Linked DNA regions of Homo sapiens: region 2 is linked to region 1. The links are chromatin loops, found by intact Hi-C in ENCODE. Cell type or tissue: CD14-positive monocyte. All regions are shown on one strand. Each heading gives the region's core, and the rest is flanking DNA. Links, peaks and the distances in the headings are about the cores only. Region 1 has its middle 19 kb from the start of KCNG3. Region 2 overlaps HAAO (3-hydroxyanthranilate 3,4-dioxygenase).

Evidence for each region. Peaks named below come from ENCODE experiments on the same cell type or tissue, not always from the same donor. Only the 100,000 strongest peaks of a DNase experiment are listed, where the experiment ranks them.
Region 2: a loop joins it to region 1, with 3 times the contacts of the local background. A loop is called at or near these places in 2 of 110 quality-filtered maps.

Annotation. Positions count from the first base shown.
Region 1 is chr2:42,509,785-42,516,012 of GRCh38, reverse strand. It overlaps a transcript of MTA3 not described here. Among named protein-coding and RNA genes, the nearest start is that of KCNG3, 19 kb to the right of the region's middle. In CD14-positive monocyte, for the core only: CTCF peaks have their summits at 2,348 and 2,547 (motif pointing left); no DNase peak of the experiment used is centred there; H3K27me3 peaks cover 451 bases.
Region 2 is chr2:42,768,318-42,774,545 of GRCh38, reverse strand. HAAO (3-hydroxyanthranilate 3,4-dioxygenase) reads left to right here. Exons shown (of 10, transcript NM_012205.3): 5 at 3,964-4,053; 6 at 4,360-4,403; 7 at 4,688-4,833. Among named protein-coding and RNA genes, the nearest start is that of OXER1, 7.3 kb to the right of the region's middle. RefSeq lists an enhancer at 6,223-6,228. In CD14-positive monocyte, for the core only: CTCF peaks have their summits at 3,597 and 3,797; DNase peaks (open chromatin) are centred at 3,535 and 3,815; H3K4me3 peaks cover 376 bases; H3K27ac peaks cover 834 bases.

The DNA of each region.
Region 1 (6,228 bases), core at 592-5,591:
AAAAATTAGCCGGGCATGGTGGCAGGCGCCTGTAGTCCAAGCTACTCAGGAGGCTGAAGCAGGAGAATGGCGTGAACCCGGGAGGCAGAGCTGGCAGTGAGCCGAGATCGCACCACTGCACTCCAGCCTGGGAATGACAGAGCGAGACTCTTGTCTCAAAAAAAAAAAAAATACATAAAATAAAACAAAATAAAATAAAATAAACACTGAAACGACTGGGCACGGTGGTTCACGCCTGTAATCCAGCACTTTGGGAGGCCGAGGTGGGCGAATCACGAGGTCGGGAGTTCGAGACCAGCCTGACCAACATGGTGAAACCCTGTCTCTACTAAAAATACAAAAATTAGCCGAGCGAGGTGGTGCACACCTGTAATCCCAGCTACTCAGAAGGCTGAGGCAGGAGAATCGCTTGAACCTAGGAGGCAGAGGTTGTAGTGAGCCAAGATCATACCACTGCACTCTAGCCTGGGAGAGAGAGCGAGAATCCATCTCAAAAAAATAAAAAATAAAATAAAATAAAATACACAGAAGCTGCATGCAGCAGCACATGCCTATAATCTCAGCTACTCGGGAAGTTGAGGTGGGAGGATTGTTTGAGTCCAGGAGTTCAAGACTAGCTTGGACAACATAGATGCCATCTCAAAAAATAAAATAGGCTGGGCACACTGGCTCACACCTGTATTCCCAGCACTTTGGGAGGCTGAGGTGGGCAGATCACCTGATGTCAGGAGTTTGAGACCAGCCTGGCCAACAGGGTGAAACCCTGTCTCTACTAAAAATACAAAAATTAGCCAGGTGTGGTGGTGGGCACCTGTAATCCCAGCTACTCAGGAGGCTGAGGCAGGAGAATTGCTTGAACCCGGGAGGCAGAGCTGGCAGTGAGCCGAGATCGCACCACTGCACTCCAGCCTGGGCACAACAGAGCGAGACTCTGTCTCAAAAAATTAAAATAAAATAAGATAAAATAAAATAAAATAAAATAAACACAGGCATACATATCCAAAGAAAAATATAAAAGTTTAGGCCGGTCATAGTGGGTCACGCCTGTAATCCCAGCGCTTTGGGAGGTCAAGGCAGGACAATCGCTTGAGGCTAGGAGTTTGATACAAGCCTGGGCAACACAGTGGCAACCTCATCTCTATAAAAAATAAAAACAAATTAACCAGGCATGGTGGTGCATGCCTGTAGTCCCAGCTACTCTGGAGGCTGAGGCGGGAGGATCATTTGATCCCATAAGTATGAGGATGCAGTGATTTAAAATTGCACTGCTGTACTCCAGCCTGGACAACAGTGAGACCCTGTCTCAAAAAAAAAAAAAAAAAAAAAAAAAGGGGCTGGGCGCTCATGCCTGTAATCCCAGCACTTTGGGAGGAGCCCGAGGTGGGCAGATCGCTTGAGGTCAAGAGTTTGAGAGCAGCTTGGCCAACATGGTGAAACCCCATCTGTATTAAAAATACAAAAATTAGCTGGATGTGGTGGTGGGCGCCTGTAATCCCAGCCACTCAGGAGGCTGAGGCAGGATAATTGCTTGAATCCTGGAGGTGGAGGTTGTAGTGAGCCTCAAGACAGTGCCCCTGCACTCCAGCCTGGGTGATGAAGTGAGACTCTATCTCAAAACAAACAAACAAAAAACCACATACACACAAAAAGAAAGAAAAATATTTTAAAAGCATATGTATTTTTTACAAGCATCATATAAATAGTGAGCTAACAAAGCACAATTTTCTTCTCCTTAGATAACTCTTATTTGACCAGTTTTCATATTGCAGACTTGGGATTCTTTTCTCGTTGTTTTTTTTTGAGACGGAGTCTCATTCCGTCGCCCAGCTTGGAGTGCAGTGGCGCGATCTCGACTCACTCCAACTTCTGCCTCCCAGGTTCAAGTGATTCTCCTGCCTCAGCCTCCCAAGTAGGTGGGACCACAGGCACGCACCAGCATGCTCAGCTAATTTTACATTTTTAGTAAAGATGGGGTTTCACTATGTTGGCCAGGCTGGTCTTGAACTCCTGACCTCAGGTGATCCATTCACCTTGGCCTCCCAGAGTGCTAGGATTACAGGCATGAGCCACCGTGCCTGGCCTAGACTTGGGATTCTTTGAGCTCTCATGTCTGTCTCAATTTGAGGTAGTGGAGGGAGGCCAGCATTGCTGGATTTCATGGGAGTCTGAAATCCTTCCAGGGCTTTCCTAGGTGTAAGCCCGTTTGCCCCTCAGGCCAGCCTGGGAGGCGTGGCAGTCCTGCACTTCCCTGTCCCTTTAAGTTCTCCCTCATTCCCGGCTCACTGAGTCCAGCACTCTGGGCTTCAGGACAAGTGGGTCTAGTTTTCCAAATGTCCCTCCTGGTGTTTGTCTCTCTCTGTCCTGGAAGTTCTACCCTTTTCTCTGTCCTATGTGGCTGGCCAAATACTACTTCTGAGGGTCTTGATAAGCCTGGTTATACCATTCCATGGAGCTGGGTCTCTCGCTAGGTTTAGATGTGGCCTCACTATTGGCCAGGAGGCTTTAACACGGAGTCTGTTCCTTCTTCACTTGGAGTCTATCCCTTTTCCTGGGTGAAGTCATTGCCCTTTCTTCCCAGCACCTCCTAGTGGTCCTCTCTGGAAGTGTTTTGTTTTGTTTAAGTTCCAAGGATATTTGTCAAACTGAAAAGACTGACCTACCCACCCCAGTGATTGCTGAATCCTTTCTCAGTCCCAACCTGAACAGGGACCAGTATCCCAAGTAATGCTCATTTCATTCCCCTCACACTCCCTCCAACCACAATAGGTTTTGCAGAATAAATCACTATAGTTTAATATCCAAAAAGTAACTTAAACATGTAACAAAGGGCTTGCCAACACAAAGATGAAATGGGGTTTCCCCTGCATGGGTAACCAGAAACACTAGCCTCTCGTATGCCCAGTTGGTTATTTAGCAAGTTAGCAAGTAAAGGCAGAGTGAACATTTTTATAGGGGATGCCATGGGGACTGATTTAAATTAAGTGGCAAAATTATCTGTAGACCTTGCATTTTCACAGTCTGGGAGAATTGATGGATGGTTTGATTGGTGCCATTAAAATTGGAGTTTTCTTAAGGGTCCTGTAAGTAGAGGATGTCTCAGAATGTTTATATAGAATATAAATGTCATTCTTGAGTTGGTGACTAGGGTGAAAGCACAAAGAACTATAAATTGAAAGTCTTAACTAATGCCGAGTCAATGGAAGTTATATACAATTTCTCCCTTTCCATAAGTATCTGTTGTTACTGAGGTAGACCACTGGTACAGTGGTTGAGTGTTTTCTAATCCCTTGACATGGTCTAAATTAAATACACACTGTTATCTAGAGGAGAAAATGTCTTCTTGGCATCATCAAAGGAAACTTGGTAAGCTTATTTTCTTCTTTCTTTGGAGATTTACGCTGACATTTGTTCTAATTGTCCTTTCAGTTTCATCCCTCACAACAGAAGCTAGTGAAAGGGGATAAAAAGCTTCTCAGTGTCCTTTGCTATAAAGATTTTTGTTTGTGATTACTTTCCTCTGGAAAGGAAAAATCCTACTTGGAAGACATAGAGTACTAGCAAATGTTAAGCAGAGGGCAACACTCCTGCAGTCAGAGGAAGGTTCTCTTCTGGGGAGAGGACCTGCTGTTGCTTGGCCACATGGCAGCATGGAGTTACAGCACTGGAAGTGGAATCCCGAAAAACTAGGAAAGCTCCAGTGGGCACTCATCTCTCATCATTTTTGGCTGAGCCATAGGCTCTTTTTTCAAACTCAGGCCTGAGACAGGCTTACACACCAACCTAAATGCATCTTCTCCAAATCCCTTTCAAAAACTGCCAGTCATCAAGTTGAGGTTGATCTCTAGTATAAAAACAAAAACAAAAACAAAAAAAAAAGGAAAAAGAAAAAGAAAAAAACCCTCCCAGTCTTCCAGATTGCTATACTTCTCAGGTTTCCACAGAAAATATTATTATAATTATTTTTTATTTTATTTTATTTATTTATTTATTTTTTTTGAGATGGAGTCTCGCTCTGTCGCCCAGGCTGGAGTGCAGTGGTGCAATCTCGGCTCACTGCAAGCTCCGCCTCCCGGGTTCACGCCATTCTCCTGCTTCAGACTCCCCAGCAGCTGGGACTACAGGCACACGCCACGACGCCGGGCTAATTTTTGTATTTTTAGTAGAGATGGGGTTTCACTGTGTTAGCTAGGATGGTCTCAATCTCCTGACGTTGTGATCCGCCCGCCTTAGCCTCCCAAAGTGCTGGGATTACAGGCGTGAGCCACCGCGCCTGGCCTATTTTATTTTATTTTATTTTGAGACAGAGTTTCACTCTTGTTGCCCAGGCTGGAGTACAACGGGCGATCTTGGCTCACTGCAACCTCTGCCTCCTGGGTTCAAGCGATTCTCCTGCCTCAGCCTCCCAAGTAGCTGGGATTACAGGCATGCACCACCATGCCCAGCTAATTTTGTATTTTTAGTAGAGACAGGGTGTCACCATGTTGGTCCAGCTGGTCTTGAACTCCTGACCTCAAGTGATCCACCCACCTTGGCCTCTCAAAGTGTTGGGGTTACAGGCATAAGCCACTGTGCCCGGCAAAAATATTATTTTTTGCAACCTGTGAGAACATGTATCTCAGAGTAAACTGAGGCAAATGCCTGAGGTTTTTTTTTTTTTTTGACGTAGAAAGGTAATGAGATCACACACACCAGAATTGAATCATTTTATCTCCAGTTAAGAACCAGAGAAAAAAAAAGTATTTTAAATCCTGCACTTTGGAGAAAAATGCAATTACTGTTGAAGAGTATATCAATTATTAAGTGTGGAGTCAATGCTATTTTGGTTGCATCTACAATGAGAAGATCATTTCCAGGAATGCCATACACTTCACTTCAGTCAAACCCAGTCCCAGTCTTTCCTCTAAGGCAGAAATAGCAGCACTGAACATAGTGGGAGGAGGGCTAGGATTGTGGGGTTGGGAAATAGATTGTTAGAGGGACAGAAGGGTAAGAACAGCAGGTGTTTTTGAAAGCTAACTCCTAAACTAGTTAATTTTGGTTCATTAATGTTGGTAAAGGGAGCTCTCCTCTTTGCAGAATGGATAGGACACAGTGGGGAACTTCCATTCAGTTTGAAAGTGTCTTTGATTTTTCTTCCGAACAGAATCCTTGCCCAGCTGTTTGAATATGTCCTGTGATGTGATAAGGGTCAGAGTGGGGGCATCCCCCTCTCTCTGCCTGGCTCTCCCACTTCCTTCCTGTCTGGGCTCAAGGCTTGCTTTGCTGGAACGCTTCTTCCCCTGATCTCCAGCACCCAAACAGTTGGATATCAGGGATGTCAATCTACCCCCAGGGCAACAGCCCTCTACATTTTTTTCCCCATATTTTCTATAGTTTCTAAGCCAAGATACTACAGGAAAGAAGCAGTTCTTTTGTTTCATGACAGTGTCATTAAGATATAATTCACAATTTGCCCATTTGAAGTGTTCAATTCAATAGTGAACAGTTCCCTCCTTGTAGGTCCTGGTCTGCTTTCACATTTTCTCCTTCCTCCAGGGACAGAAGGGGTGAAGGCGGGGACCCAGACATGATGGGAGCTGATCTCAAGAACTTTTCTGACTAAAGCATCTGCTGAGTAAGGAATAACAGGGGTACTCATTGACCCAGGATTGGGGCCAGCTAAACGAGGATTTCTGCTGTGCTTTTTTTTTTTTTTTTTTTTCTGAGTCGCCCAGGCTGGAGAGCAGTGGTGCAATCTCAGCTCACTGCAACCTCCGCCTCCTGGGTTCAAGCGATTCTCCTGCCTCACCCTCCCGAGTAGCTGGGATTACAGGCCTGTGCCACCATGCCCAGCTAATTTTTGTATTTTTAGTAGAGATGGAGTTTCACCATATTGGCCAGGCTGGTCTTGAACTCCTGACCTCAAGTGATCCATCCACCTTGGCCCCCCAAAGTGCTGGGATTACAGGCATGAGCCACTGTGCCCAGCTCTGCAGTGCTTTTAAACACGGGAAGCTGGCAGACACGGCAGGTATGGGGGGAAAGCAGTGCCAAGACCTTCTCTACCAGAATGCTAACCATTTAAGAAAACAGAAGTGGTTTTTCAGAAAAAGCCTAGATTTCCTAAGTTGGTCAATTCCAGCCTCACTATATAATGTATACATTAATATAGCCAGTTCAGCACTCAGAGAACAGCATTTAAATCAACAGTAATATTTATTTATTCCTTTATTTTACTTTTTTTTGTTT
Region 2 (6,228 bases), core at 791-5,790, 260 kb before region 1:
TGTCATGGAAGCAGGAAAACTTGCCTTCCTTGTTGGAAACAAGTAAAACTCCAAAAAAAAGGGAGTTGTACAGCAAAATAAACTTTAGATCTCAACCAAATTTGGGGAGATCAGGGATTCTCTAGAGGGGGTGCTCCCACACCTCAGCAAATTGTCCTATTGGTTTGAGCCATAAAGTTAGCTCACGCGGGTACCAAGCACCCTTAGGAGATTTGTCTAAGGTCAGGGGCACCTCCACTCAGAATGCCTCTGTGGTTATCAAAATGTCAACTCCAAAAATTTGAGACAGGTCTCAGTTAATTTAGCAAGTTTATTTTGCCAAGGTTGAGGATGCACGCTCGTGACACAGCCTCAGGAGGTCCTGTTGACGTGTGCCCAAGAGAGTCAGAGCACAGCTTGGTTTTATACATTTTAGGGGGACAAGAGACATCAATTAACATATGTAAGATGAACATTGGTTCAGTCTGGAAAGGCAGGACAACTCAAAGCAAAAGCAGGATGACTCAAAGCAGGGAGGGGGCTTCTAGGTCATAGGTAGAAAAGAGACAAATGGTTGCATTCTTTTGAGTTTCCGATTAGTCTCTCCAGAGGAGGCAATCAGATATGCATTTATCTCAGTGAGCAGAGGGGCACTTTGAATACAATGGGGGGCAGGTAGCCGGGCGCAGTGGCACACGCTTGTAATCCCAGCACTTCGGGAGGCCGAGGCGGGTGGATCACGAGGTCAGGAGATCGAGAGAGACCATCCTGGCTAACATGGTGAAACCCCATTTCTACTAAAAATACAAAAAATTAGTCGGGCGTGGTGGCGGGCGCCTGTATTCCCAGCTACTTGGGAGGCTGGGGCAGGAGAATGGCATGAACCCAGGAGACAGAGCTTGCAGTGAGCCAAGATCGCGCCAGTGCGCTCCAGCCTGGGTGACAGAGTGAGACTCCGTCTCAAAAAAAAAAAAAAAAAAAAATAGGGGGTAGGTTTGCCCTAAGCAGTTCTCAGCTTGACATTTCCCTTAATTTAGTGATTTCGGGGCCCAAGATATTTTCCTTTCACAAGGTCTTCTGGGAGGGGTGAGATGTGGAAAGCGGGCCAGAGGGGTTCCAAAGTCACACCCACCTCCCCCAGTGCAGCCAGAACTGCTGCTTCCCCCCAGAATTTAGAATCACGGCCAGTGCCTCCCTCGGCTTGTTTCTCTACCCCAGCTCATTCCACAACACACACTGACATCTGGATGGCACTTGCTATGTGCCAGATGCCTGGCTAAGGTCTTTGCATGTATTTATTCATTGAATCTTCCCAGCGATCCTATGGGGGAGGTGCTGTTATCATTACAAAGAAGTTAAAGTTGCTAAAGTGTTACTTGCTAGATCTGGCATTATAGAGAAATATGGAGTTAGGGCCAGGACAGTATAGAGAGGAGTGGGAGTCAACACCAAAGAGGGGAAGAAAATAGGCCCCGCTGTCAGCATTCTGATTCCATGGCCGGGGTTCTCATTTGGTTCTGATCAGTCACCCAATTCTTTTCCTCTGAAAGGAGGAAGCAACCTATTGCTCAGGGAAATAGATTTTCCAAAAGCTCAACAGTGTTTGGTTGGGTTTTTTTTTTTTTTTTTTTTTGATATGGGGGCTCACTCTATCTATCACCCACGCTGGAATGCAGTGGCGTGATCATTATTTGTTGTATTTTTTAACTAAAAAAAATTCAAGTTTCCCATCAGGTCACCAGGAACAGGATACTTTGGCCTACATCTTTTGTTATAATAGGCATTTTTAAAATACGTGTTGTTTTTCTGATTATCAAAGTCATACACATTCATTCTCAAAATCTGGAAAAGTACAGGAATGCAAAGTGAACAAAATTAAAATTACTTGTTACTAAAAGGATAAATTTGATGGTATGTGAATTATATCTCAAGAAAACAAAATAATAAAAAAGGGAAAACAAAAAAAATTGTCCTGTCACCAATGAAACCTAATGAAACCTAAACTTCCATCTTGTCTTATTTCTATGCTTACCTATATCTTTTTTTACTTAAAAGAAACTCATGAGTATTCTTTTTTTTTTTTTTTGAGATGGAGTCTTGCTCTGTCACCCAGGCTGGAGTGCAGTGGTACAATCTCGGCTCACTGCAACCTCTGCCTCCCGGGTTCAAGCAATCCTCCTGCCTCAGCCTCCTGAGTAGCTGGGATTACAGACATGCACCACCATGTCTGGCTAATTTTTGTATTTTTAGTAGAGACGAGGTTTCACCATGTTGGCCAGGCTGGTCTCGAACTGCCAACCTCAGGTGATCCACCCACCTCGGCCTCCCAAAGTGCTGGGATTACAGTTGTGAGCCACCACATTCGGCCGAGTATTTCTTACACTATTAAATCTTTTCAAAAAACACAATGGCTGCATAATCATTTACTGTGTAACAGTCTGTTGTAGAGACAGACACGTGGTCTTATCTTCTAGAAAAAATTTGTCACAAGGGACTTTAATATAGTGAGTCTGATGGAGAGGATGGTGTCCTCAATATCATTTTACAGCAAATTCAATAACACATTTCATCTGGCTGCTTTTGACCTTTAATAAAAGCCAGGGACTCAACATTAAAATGCCACTCCAAAGGCAGTTCCCGGAGGGCACTGCCATCCAGTTATGAAGCTTTCTGGTGGCCAGCTCCATCCCAGGATAGGATTTAGGCTGCCAAGTGGGTGGATGCACTGTGTGTCTGTAAAGCATCTCCCACCAGCGGGACCACATCTCTTTTAAGAGCAGACAGAGCTGGCCTGGGCCCAGGAGCTGGGCTTGGGCATTAGGCATTCAGTTAACAGGCGTTCCTGGCACCCACCATGTGCAGCACCCACAGGGGCCTGGGGCCCATCCCAGCCTGCCAGGTGCTCCTCAGGCCGGGGGAGGAGCTCACTGAGCCAGGCTGGGGGCTGGGGTGGGCTTTAGGGGTCTACTGAAGGCTATATGTACATGTACATGGGCCTTACCCCAGAAAAGAGGTCCAAAACTTTGCTCCAACTCTCAAAGGCAATCATGACCCTGAAAGAAGAAGAACCCCTAAACTGGGGGACATCTTCTGCGTGTTGGCTTCTTTTTTTTTTTTTTTTTACTTATTTATTTACTTTTGAGACAGAGTCTTGTTCTGTCACCCAGGCTGGAATGCGGCGGTGCAATCTTGGCTCACTGCAACCTCCGCTTCCCGGTTCAAGCAATTCTCCTGCCTCGGCCTCCCAAGTAGCTGGGATTACAGTCCCCTGCCAGCATGCCTGGCTATTTTTTTTCTATCTTTTGTTATGCCTGGCTATTTTTTGTATTTATTTATTATTATTATTATTTTTAGTAGAGACAGGGTTTCACCATGTTGGCCAGGCTGGTCTTGAACTCCTGACCTCAAGTAATCTACCCGTCTCAGCCTCCCAAAGTGCTGGGATTACAGGCGTGAGCCACTGCGCCCGGCCATGTTGGTTTCTTAAGTGTCCGTGCACTCAGGCCTAGAGCACTGCAGGCCAGCAGAGCGTCCAGCCACTGGCCCTGGTTTCAGGCTCAGCCTCAGCTTCCTCTTTGCGAAAAACAAAAGAACTGCGATTAGATGCTCTCTAAGTTTTTAAGATTGTCTTGAGACTGGCCTGCTTCCGCCACTTACAGGCTGTGTAATCCTTGGCAAATTGCTCAGCTTCTGTGAGTCTCAGAGTTCTATCTGCTTTGTCTAGTTTTGGGAACCAGTTTGGGTCTAGTTTTGGGAACCGGAGAGAGCCGTGTGAATTCTCGGGATAGTAGCCCTCTCAGGGGGCGCACGTGTGCTTCTGAAGAGCAAGGTGTTAAGTGACCAGTGACCACTAGGGTGTGTAACAGGGGTGAGCAGACAGCAGGGCTCTGCAGGGACTTCTACAAGCAGAGCCAGGCCTGAGTGGGGCTGCCCTGAAGCCACCCAGATGGGGACAGCAGGGTTGCCTGTCCTCTGCTCTGGCAGGTACTATGTGGGCGACACCATGGACGTTCTGTTTGAGAAGTGGTTCTACTGCAAGGACCTCGGCACGCAGTTGGCCCCCATCATCCAGGAGTGAGCCCCCAGCCCAGCCCCTGCCTCTTGCTTTCCTGGGGCTCTGCATCAGCACCTGATGCCCTGGGAGAAAGTCTCCCCTCCCAGGGTGGAGATCCTGGCCCAGAGAGCCCACTGCCAGGCCGGGGGGAGGGGGGAGCAGCAGCCCCGCTGGGAGGGAAAGGATGGCAGACACACAGCTGTGTGAGAGCCCCATGAGTGTGTGTGGGCACCTGCACCTGACCGTGAGTGTGGTGTATGTGTGTGTCGCTGGCCACTCCGATGGGAGTGCTCGCCACTCCTGCTCCTCCCTGTTCGTCCTTGCAGGTTCTTCAGCTCTGAGCAGTACAGAACAGGAAAGCCCATCCCTGGTGAGGCCGCTGGGAACTGCCCTTCTCCTTCCCTCCCTCCCCTTCCAAAATAGGATGGGTTTTGGTCCAGGGGACCGGGGAGTCTCTTTTTGAATACTCTGCCCAGTCCTCAAGGTACTAAGAAGATGGCAGCCAATGGTACCTCCCACATGGCTGCTTGATCATTGAGCTGGATACAGAGCCTGTTCTGGCAATTGAGACCTGGGGCCCCTGGGAACTGGGCCCACTGGGGCTGGGTGGGCTGGGTCCTGAGGACACCGACTATAGTCATGCTGTGGGTGCAGACCAGCTGCTCAAGGAGCCACCATTCCCTCTGAGCACACGATCCATCATGGAGCCCATGTCCCTGGATGCCTGGCTGGACAGCCACCACAGGGAGCTGCAGGCAGGCACACCACTCAGCCTGTTTGGGGACACCTATGAGACCCAGGTAATGTAGTCCTGGGGCATCCGGGGCATCCTCCCACAGCAGCCCTGGAAAATGGGAACCAGTCTCTCTCTCACTGCCTCTCTCTCTCTCTCTTTCACACACACACTCACACACACACACACACACACACACACACACACACATTTCAGAGGTTGTAGACATGAGCATAGGCCTTTGTGCTCCCTCCCTGACGCAGAAGGCGATGGCTCTGCTCCGAGTGAAGTCTGTGGAGGCTACATGGTCCCAAGCAATTTTATGATCTGAATTCACTTTCAGAGTTGGAGGTTCCCCCACTCACTGGCAGCTTCCTGAGGGTCTGCAGTTTTCCCCTCGCTAGGAATTCCTGAACCTTCAGCCAGTCACACCCTTGGAAGCCAAAAGGGAGAGAGTTGTTTGGGAGTGAGGGTTGGGTGGAGAGAGGGATTCAAACAAGGCTGACTTTCTTTCATTCCACATTTATTAAATGCCTGTTATGTTTCAGGCTTTAGTGGGAGAGTAGGATAGAGTTGCTACCTTAAAGAATGTATAGTTTGTTAAAGAGATGGACAAGTTAATCAACAATTGCCACAATCATGTGATAAAGTATCAGATAGAAAAGCTATAGGAAGCTATAGAAGGATAAAGGAGGAACCCACTCTGAAAGGGAAGTCAAGGAAGGCTTCCTGGAGGAGGTGACATGCACATTGCATTTTAAAGCTAGTGTAGGAGTTTGTAAAAGAAAGAAAGGGAGGTGGAGAGAGCATTCTAGGTGAGGGAGAAGCATGAGCATGAGCTGTTTCAGGCTTGAAACAGCCTGGCACTGGGAGCAGCCGAAGTTGGCCAGAGGCGGGGCTTGGGGGTGGGGGTACAAGTGTGACTGGTGGACTGTGGAGCAGCAGGCAGGGCCCAGGTCCTGGTAGGTCTGCTGGGCTAGGCAAGGTGGGAGGACTTGTCCTAAAGACAACAGCCCTCCACCAAAGTATTGAAGCAGGGGAGTGACAGGCCAGAGTGGTGTTTCTGTACCACGTGTGGGAACAAGGCTGGGAGGGCAAGAGTGGTGCAGGGAGACCTGTGTTCACTTGTGCTTTACGGCTTGCCACTGGCACATCCCATGGGCTTTGAATGAGTCAATCTGTGCAGGGATGCTCATGGCCACAGGCTTCCCGTAGAGGCCTGGCCTGCTGCTCTTGGGTACCAGGGACGTCCTGAGCTTACACAGGGCTGCGAGAACATGCGCACATGTCACAGCAGTACCACTCAGCCCTGCACCCCACCTCTGCAATACCCTGCTCTTACCTGCTTCAGTTTACATTAATGAATATGCACCCTCTCCAGGGCATCAGCAGCACGGCCCTGCACAGTAGCTGTGTGCTTCCAGGCTGGTGCATGTCAGAGAGCCCTCAGCCTCACCTTCCT